Linked DNA regions of Homo sapiens: regions 1 and 2 are each linked to region 3. The links are chromatin loops, found by intact Hi-C in ENCODE. Cell type or tissue: endothelial cell of umbilical vein. All regions are shown on one strand. Region 1 has its middle 65 kb from the start of JCAD. Region 2 overlaps LOC101929256 (a long non-coding RNA gene). Region 3 has its middle 130 kb from the start of JCAD.

The links. Peaks named below come from ENCODE experiments on the same cell type or tissue, not always from the same donor. Only the 100,000 strongest peaks of a DNase experiment are listed, where the experiment ranks them.
Region 1: a loop joins it to region 3, with 4 times the contacts of the local background. A loop is called at or near these places in 3 of 110 quality-filtered maps.
Region 2: it touches region 3 in a loop (3-fold over the local background); 3 of 110 quality-filtered maps call a loop at or near these places.

What each region holds. Positions count from the first base shown.
Region 1 is chr10:30,123,550-30,126,049 of GRCh38, reverse strand. No RefSeq gene overlaps it. Among named protein-coding and RNA genes, the nearest start is that of JCAD, 65 kb to the right of the region's middle. In endothelial cell of umbilical vein, no CTCF peak of the experiment used is centred here; a DNase peak (open chromatin) is centred at 1,089; H3K27ac peaks cover 674 bases.
Region 2 is chr10:30,110,314-30,112,813 of GRCh38, reverse strand. LOC101929256 (a long non-coding RNA gene) reads right to left here. Exons shown (of 4, transcript XR_001747405.2): 3 at 1,983-2,166. It also overlaps a transcript of JCAD not described here. Among named protein-coding and RNA genes, the nearest start is that of JCAD, 52 kb to the right of the region's middle. In endothelial cell of umbilical vein, no CTCF peak of the experiment used is centred here; a DNase peak (open chromatin) is centred at 1,013; H3K27ac peaks cover 1,407 bases.
Region 3 is chr10:30,185,071-30,187,570 of GRCh38, reverse strand. No RefSeq gene overlaps it. Among named protein-coding and RNA genes, the nearest start is that of JCAD, 130 kb to the right of the region's middle. In endothelial cell of umbilical vein, CTCF peaks have their summits at 835 and 1,046; DNase peaks (open chromatin) are centred at 1,150 and 1,460; H3K27ac peaks cover 1,455 bases.

The DNA of each region.
Region 1 (2,500 bases), 62 kb after region 3:
AAGCACTCTGCAAGGTCAAACCATTGGAGCCGTGGGCACATTTTGCTGCTATGATGCTGTATACACTGAAATAGTGGCTTTTTGCTCCCTGGAGATATTTACATTTTTATTTTTATAGCTACTGATTTTTATATCCTGCATCACATCTACTTCCAAACTAAATGCCACTGCTTTTATGAAGAGCACTTACCACTGGTCACCAGTTTTGTATTGAGAAAAGCAGGCTTGACTTGGCAACTCTCATTCTTTATCCCTCCTACTCTGAAAGATGGTGCTTCCTTGGCCAACACAGGGAACAGATTCTATTCTGCTTAGTGCTTAGCCGTGGTTTTGTTCATGACAAGCTCATCAGTTCTCAGAAAGCACAACCCCCGACAACTGTCATTACCACATGCATCCTTCTTTCCCAGGCAGGGTCTATTCAAGGGTGGTGTTGGGCTGGGTGTCCATGCATTTATTCAGCCATTGTCTAGGCTGTGGGCTCCAGGCTTTAGATTTGCTGTGATGCTTGCCTGCAGCCTTCCTAATCTGTGGCTTGAACTGCCCCATCAGCCACTAATCATGGGTCTTGGATACGCTTTAATATGTCCACATGACCATTTTTGTTGTTGTTGTTTGAAGGCACCAAATTTTACTTCCCATGTAATATCTTCTTGTTTTATTTCAAACTACTGGGATGATGTGATATCAATATCAATAAAACAGTTTATTGATAACCTAATACGTCTATGGCAATGTACTGGGGCACTGGGCCTTCAAAGATGAACAAGATAAGGATTTTGCTCTAGAGGGGGCCATATTCTGATGAAAGAGACAGAAAATCATTCAGAAAAAAAGCAATTTACAAGGCCAAACAGCAGACAGCAAGTACAAAAATGAATGGCCCACCACTAGCCCCTGTTTGACTTTGGAGGAAGGCTTGACCATGGAGTACTTGCAAACATCATGGGGAATCCACATAGCTCAGGGCCTGCTATACAGCAGGGGAAAAATAAGTACCTACCAAGTGAATACACAAATGACTAGATGATGCTAAGTTGTGTGAACCCCGAAAATTTGAGACAGGTCTCAGTTAATTTAGAAAGTTTATTTTGCCAAGGTTGAGAATGCGCACCCGTGGCACATCCTCAGGAAATCCTGATGACGCATGCCCAAGGTGGTCAGGGAACAGCTTAGTTTTATACATTTTAGGGAGACATGAGACATCAGTCAATATATGTAAGAAGTACATTGCTTCAGTCTGGAAAGGCGGGACAAACTTGAAGCAAAGGCAGGAAGACTCAAAGTGGAGAGACACCTTCCAGGTCACAGATAGGTGACAGACAAACGGTTGCATTATTTTGAGTTTCTGATTAGTCTTTCCAAAGGAGGCCATCAGATATGCATCCATCTCAGTGAGCAGAGGGATGACTTTTAATAGAATGGGAGGCAGGTTGGCCCTAAACAGTTCCCAGCTTGACTTTTCCCTTTAGCTTACTGATTTGGGGCCCCCAGATTTATTTACCTTTCACAGTTTTAAACTGTGCCCTGAAATATAGTAATGTACACTCAGAAAAGAAACAAACCACATACCACACACAACACACACACAGACACACATATTCTTCACCAAGGAAGCCTGAGTCTATTTTCCCAGAGAATAACATAAGGGAGAAATTTAGAAAAGCACACCCTCTTGTGAAAGTTAATCTTTATGGTATTGGCGGGAGTCACTTATTGAACAGTAACTAAGTTAATAGGACCTACCAGATATTGTTTATACTCAGTATATGGATTAAACACTCGTGGTGTAAATTTATTGATTCACAATATAACAAGGAGACAAGGGAGATGACCCTTCTGTCAGCTGAGCTATGCACAGAAACTACCTGATTTATTTCATAATCAACTAACTTATATCCCATCTCCTCCCAAAAAAGATTTAATGTCAAACTATTTACAACACCCAAGGTAGGAGGCAAGTTATTAAAAAGGTGAGAAATGGGACATCAAAAAAATGACAAGGCTGGGTGCAGTGGCTCATGCCTGTAATCCCAGCACTTTGGGAGGCCAAGGTGGGTGGATCACCCTGCAGTCAGGAGTTCGAGATCAGCCTGGCCAACATGGTGAAACCCCATCTTTACTAAAAATACTAAAAATTACTAAAAATTAGCCAGGTGTGGTGGGATGTGCCTGTAATCCCAGCTACTTGGGAGGCTGAGGCAGGAGAATCGCTTGAACCCAGGAGGCAGAGGTTACAATGAGCCAAGATCACACCACTGTACTCCAGCCTGGGCGACAGAGTGAGAGTCCATCTCAAAAAGAAAAAAAAATGACAAGAAGCTGAATTAATTGAGTCTCCTTGCAACTTTGGCTAAAAAGAAGTCACATGGGGCCGGGTGTGGTGGCTGATGCCTGTAATCCCAGCACTTTGGTAGGCAGAAGTGGGCGGATCACAAGGTCAGGAGATTGAGACCATCCTGGCTAATATGGTGAAACCCCCTCTCTACTAAAAATACAA
Region 2 (2,500 bases), 75 kb after region 3:
TGCAACCTCTGCCTCCCGGGTTCAAGCAATTCTCCTGTCTCAGCTTCCTGAGTAGCTGGGATTACAGGCATGTGCCACCACGCCTGGCTAATTTTTTTATTTTTAATAGAGATGGGGTTTCATCATGTTGGCCAGGCTGGTCTCGATCTCCTGACTTCAGGTGATCCACCCATGTCGGCTTCCAAAAGTGCTAGGATTACAGGCATGAGCCACCGTGCCCAGTCTGGATATTTCATATAAATGAAATCATACATTATGTGACTTTTTGTGTCTGGCTTATTTCACTTAGCATTGTAATTTTTTTCGTTTGTTTAAATTTAATTTTTCTAAAGAGACAGGGTCTCACTGTGTTGCTGAAGCTGGAGTGCAGTGGCACAATCATAGCTCCCTGCAGGCAGCTTTGAACTCCTAGGCTCAATCGATCTTCCTGTCTCAGTCTCCTGAGTAGCTTGGATGACAGGTGCATGCTGTTGTACCCAGCTAATTTTTTTTTTAAATTTTTTGTAGAGACAGGGTCTCATTTTGTTGCCCAGGCTGGTCTTGAACTCCTGGCTTCAAGTGATCCTCCTACATCAGCCTCCCAAAGTGCTGGGATTATAGGTGTGAGCCACTGCTCCCAGCCCAGCATCATATTCTTAATGTTTGTCCATGAGGTAGCCTGCATCGGTCCTCCATTCTGTTCTACGGCTGAATGATAGTCCATTGTGTGTATATATCACATTTTGTTTATGCTTTATCAGTTCATGGTGATTTGAGTTGTTTCCACCTTTCAGTCATTGTGAATAGTGCTGCCATGAGCATGGGTGGACAAGTTTTCACTTAAACCCATATTTTCAGCTCTTTGGGGGCATCTACCTGGGAGTGGAATTGCTGGATCATATGGTGAGTCTATGTTTAACTTTTTGAGGAACTGCCAAACTATTTTCCACAGCAGCTGCACTATTTCACATTCCCACCAGCACTGTAGGAAGGTTCCAATTTCTCCACATTCTTGCCAAAAGTTATTTTCCGGTTATTTTTATGATCGCCATCCTACTGGGTGTGAAGTGTGAGCTCACTGTGGATTTGAATCACATTTCCCTCATGACTAATGACACGGAGCCTCTTTTTATTTGTTTGTTGGCCATTTGTCCAGTCATTCACTTTGTATTTCCTTTATCTGGCTTTATTTTTCTTTATACATAGCTTTATGATTTATCATGTCATGTCACATCACATTTTTACTTATTTAAATGAATAAATAAAATGTAACGTATCTCCTCCTAGGACTATGAAAGCCTCATGAAGACAGAGATTCTGTCTACTATTGCATCTCAGTACTTAGGACTGTGTTCATCACTGTGGGAACTCAATATGTATTTGCAGAATAATTGAAGAGCAAATTATGGTTATTCCCCAGCCCTGGGCCTAAGGTCTCTCCAATCTTCAGATGGGTCAATGGTGGGACAGGATTGCTTGAGGCCAGGAGTTAGAGACCAGTCTGGGCAACATAGCAAGACCCCATCTCTAAAAAAAATTTTTTTGAAGAAAATGCACCCAAGAAGAAGTAACCCCTGGGCTGGGTCCCGAAGGGCTGTCAGGCACTCAAATGGCCAGGAGGAACAGTGTACAGGTGAGGAACAGGGTGGAAGGTCCAGAGTGAGTGGAGAGCCACAGCTGGTCCAAACATCAGCAGGCCCATACATCAGGGGTCCATACATCAACCAGTCCATATATCAGGTCGGGGGTAGAGGCATACATCAGCATGTTCACCCATTAGCTGGTCTATACATCAGGGGTCTATACATCAGCTGCCCCATACATCAGTTAGTCCATACCTAAGTGGGTGCATACATTAGCTGGTCCATACATCAGGGGGTCCATACATCAACCAGTCCATATATCAGGTTGGGAGAGAGGCATACATCAGGATGTTCACACATCAGCTGGTCTATACATTGGGGTCTATACATCAGCTGGCCCATATATCTGTTAGTGCATACCTGAGTGGGTGCATACATCAGCTGGTCCATACATCAGTGGGTCCATACATCAACTGGTCCATATATTGGTGGGTCACTCATCAGGAGGTTCACACATCAGTGGTCTATATACCAGGGGTCCATACATCAGCTGCTCCATATATCAGGGGTCCATACATCACCTGGCCCATACATCAGCTGGTTCCTATATCAGAGGAGGCATACATCAGGAGGTTCACACATCAGCTGGTCCATACATCAGTGCGTCCATATGTCAACTGGCCTATACATCAGCGGGTCCATACATCAGCTGTCCTATACATCAGGGAGTCCATACATCAGCTAGTCCATATATCGGGGAGGGCATACATCAGGAGGTTCACACATCAGCTGGTCCATACATCAGGGGTCCATACACCAACAGGTCCATACATTAGCCGGTCCATACACCAGCTGGTCCACACATCAGCTGGTCTATACATCAGCTGGCTCATATATCAGGGAGTCCATACATCATCTGGTCCATGCATCAGTGAGCC
Region 3 (2,500 bases):
CACCCTGCTGTCCCTTAAGCACCTGGCATTTGCTTGGGATTCTGGGGGAGGGGAGATCCTTTGGAAGGGCTCATATCCAAGTAGTTAGAAGTAGAGGAAGAAAAGAGAGCCCCGCAAACAATTAGAAGGATGATTTAGCTCAGTCCTGCCCTCTCCTTGCCACCTTCCAGCCAATAACGTTTGTTATTCCTGACACTGATAACAACAGCAAATAGAGGTATCATTTAGTGCAAGTCAACCCTTCTGCAAACTATCCTGCACCTCTTATGGCATTTAACTACTACATTAACTTGGTTAGTTACATGTTTTATTAATATTCCCATTTTATAACTGGCAAGACTGAGGCTTAGAGGGAGGTTATAGATTTGCCCAAGGTCACATAGCTAAGAGTTAACGGAGGCCAAAGTCTGAGCCCAGGTTTATCTGCTTCGAAAGGCCATCCGTCTACCCACTATCCAATCTGCTTCTCTGAACCCAGGTGGGGATGCGGTGAGCTGGGATTCCTGTGTCCTGGTCATGTCCTAACAGAATATATTAGTAACTAGACCATATCCCAACTTCAGGACCAGGCTCTGCCAAGCCAGGAATATGAGAGGAGGAACAGCACCTCCCTCACCACGCCCCAGAGACTCCCCAGGCCTGAAGGTTTCCCGTGAGAAGTAGTGCGGCACGCTCGGAGGGCATCTGTCCCCACCTCTTCCTAGCTGCGCCTGCACGCTGGGTTCGTTTTTCCACCCTGCTAACTCACACCTGCGTTGCTCTGCCTCCTCTAATCCTCTTGGGCAGATGACCCAGCCAGACAGTCGGCCTGGCTTTCTGTTTCACTTTAGCCTTTGGACTCTGAGCTCGGTTAACATGGTACAGTCCACAATTAAGCCCTGCGGTGCCCAAGCCCAGCTCATTGTCCCTGGTCACTGCTGGGAGACTGGACAGAGCCCCCCTCCCACCCTGAATTTCCTGTTTGGTCCTTGAGTGGAGACACAGACCTCAGCTTCACATTCACCTTGCCTTTCCTGGTTCCTGAGTTCTCATCAGTCTGGGTGGACTATGATTCTTCCTCCTCATGGTGGCAGCACAAATTCGGCCACGGCTAATCAACTCCATTAATTGCCCAGAGTTCATTAAAAATCGTGGTTAGCCTTTGCCAATGTGCAAGGCAAGACAGGGAGTGAGTCTTGGGTCTATATAAGGTCCAGCTAACCCTGTGTGACCTTGGAGAAATTGCTTACCTCTCTCTGCCTAAGTTTCCTTATCTGCACAACGGGGATAACGATAAAACTCACCTCAGCCGGTTGTTTTTAGGATTAAATGAGTTAATATATGCAAAGTTCTTAGCATGATGCCTGGCTCAGAAGAACCTCTGTCTAGGTGTTAGCTGTTCTATGATTATACATAAATTACTTCACTTCTTCTGTGGGTCATAATTTGTGGTCACTAAGCAATGGCTGGCCAGATCACTGAGCCAAAATAAACTAACTCTTTCCTATTAGTTCCAAGTACATTAGTCACCAACCAGATTCATAGTATGGTACTTGGCTCAATTAGTCCCAGAGCACTCTCAAGTCCTGTTGAACCAGAATTGCCAAACAGTGTCTGAACTAGTTAAGTGAACCCCAAAAGGTGAAAAGAAACTTTTAGCAAAGATGTAGTCTGGTTTTAAATTCCTAAAATCAGCCAGGCGTAATGGTGCACACCTGTAATCCCAGCTACTTGGGAGGCAGAGGTAGGAGGATTGCTTGAGCCCAGGAGTTGGAGGTTGCAGTGAGCTGCAATTGTACCACTGCACTCCAGCCTGTGGGACAGAGCAAAACCTTGTCTCTACAAAAAAAAAATTAATAAATAAAAAGAGATCTCTAAAATTCCAGTGTAGCCAGGACAAATCACACCATCCTCCCACCCACCCAAAATTATCATATCCAGATGATCTGATGAGTGTCCAACATTTTCAGTGAACTATATGGGAATGTATATTAAAAATTAGAAAGAATAGGCCCCACTTGGAACAATCTAGTATGAGACAAAAAATAACAGTAAATTCCAAAGCAAGCACTCAGGAATAGACTGAAGAATGAGCAGTGATTGATGAGCAAGCGCCTAAGTTGGTGTAACAAAGCAAGGGGAGCTTTGATGGCTGCTTGGTGACTTGGGTTTTTTTGTTTGTCTGTTTGGGGGGTTTTTCTGTTTGTTGGGTTTTGGGGCTTTTGTTTGTTTTGGGGGTTTTGTTGTTGTTGTTGTTGTTTTTGAGGCAGGGTCTAACTCGGAGTGCAGTGGTGTTATCTCGGCTCACTGCAACCTCCGCCTCCTGGGTTTAAGCAATTCTCCTGCCTCAGCCTCCCGAGTAGCTGGGACTACAGGCACACCCCACCAAGCCCGGCTAATTTTTGTATTGTTAGCAGAGACGCAGTTTCACCATGTTGGCCCAGCTAGCCTTGAACTCCTGGGCTCAAGTGATCTATCTGCCCACCTCAGCCTATCAACGTGCTGGGATGACAGGTGTGAG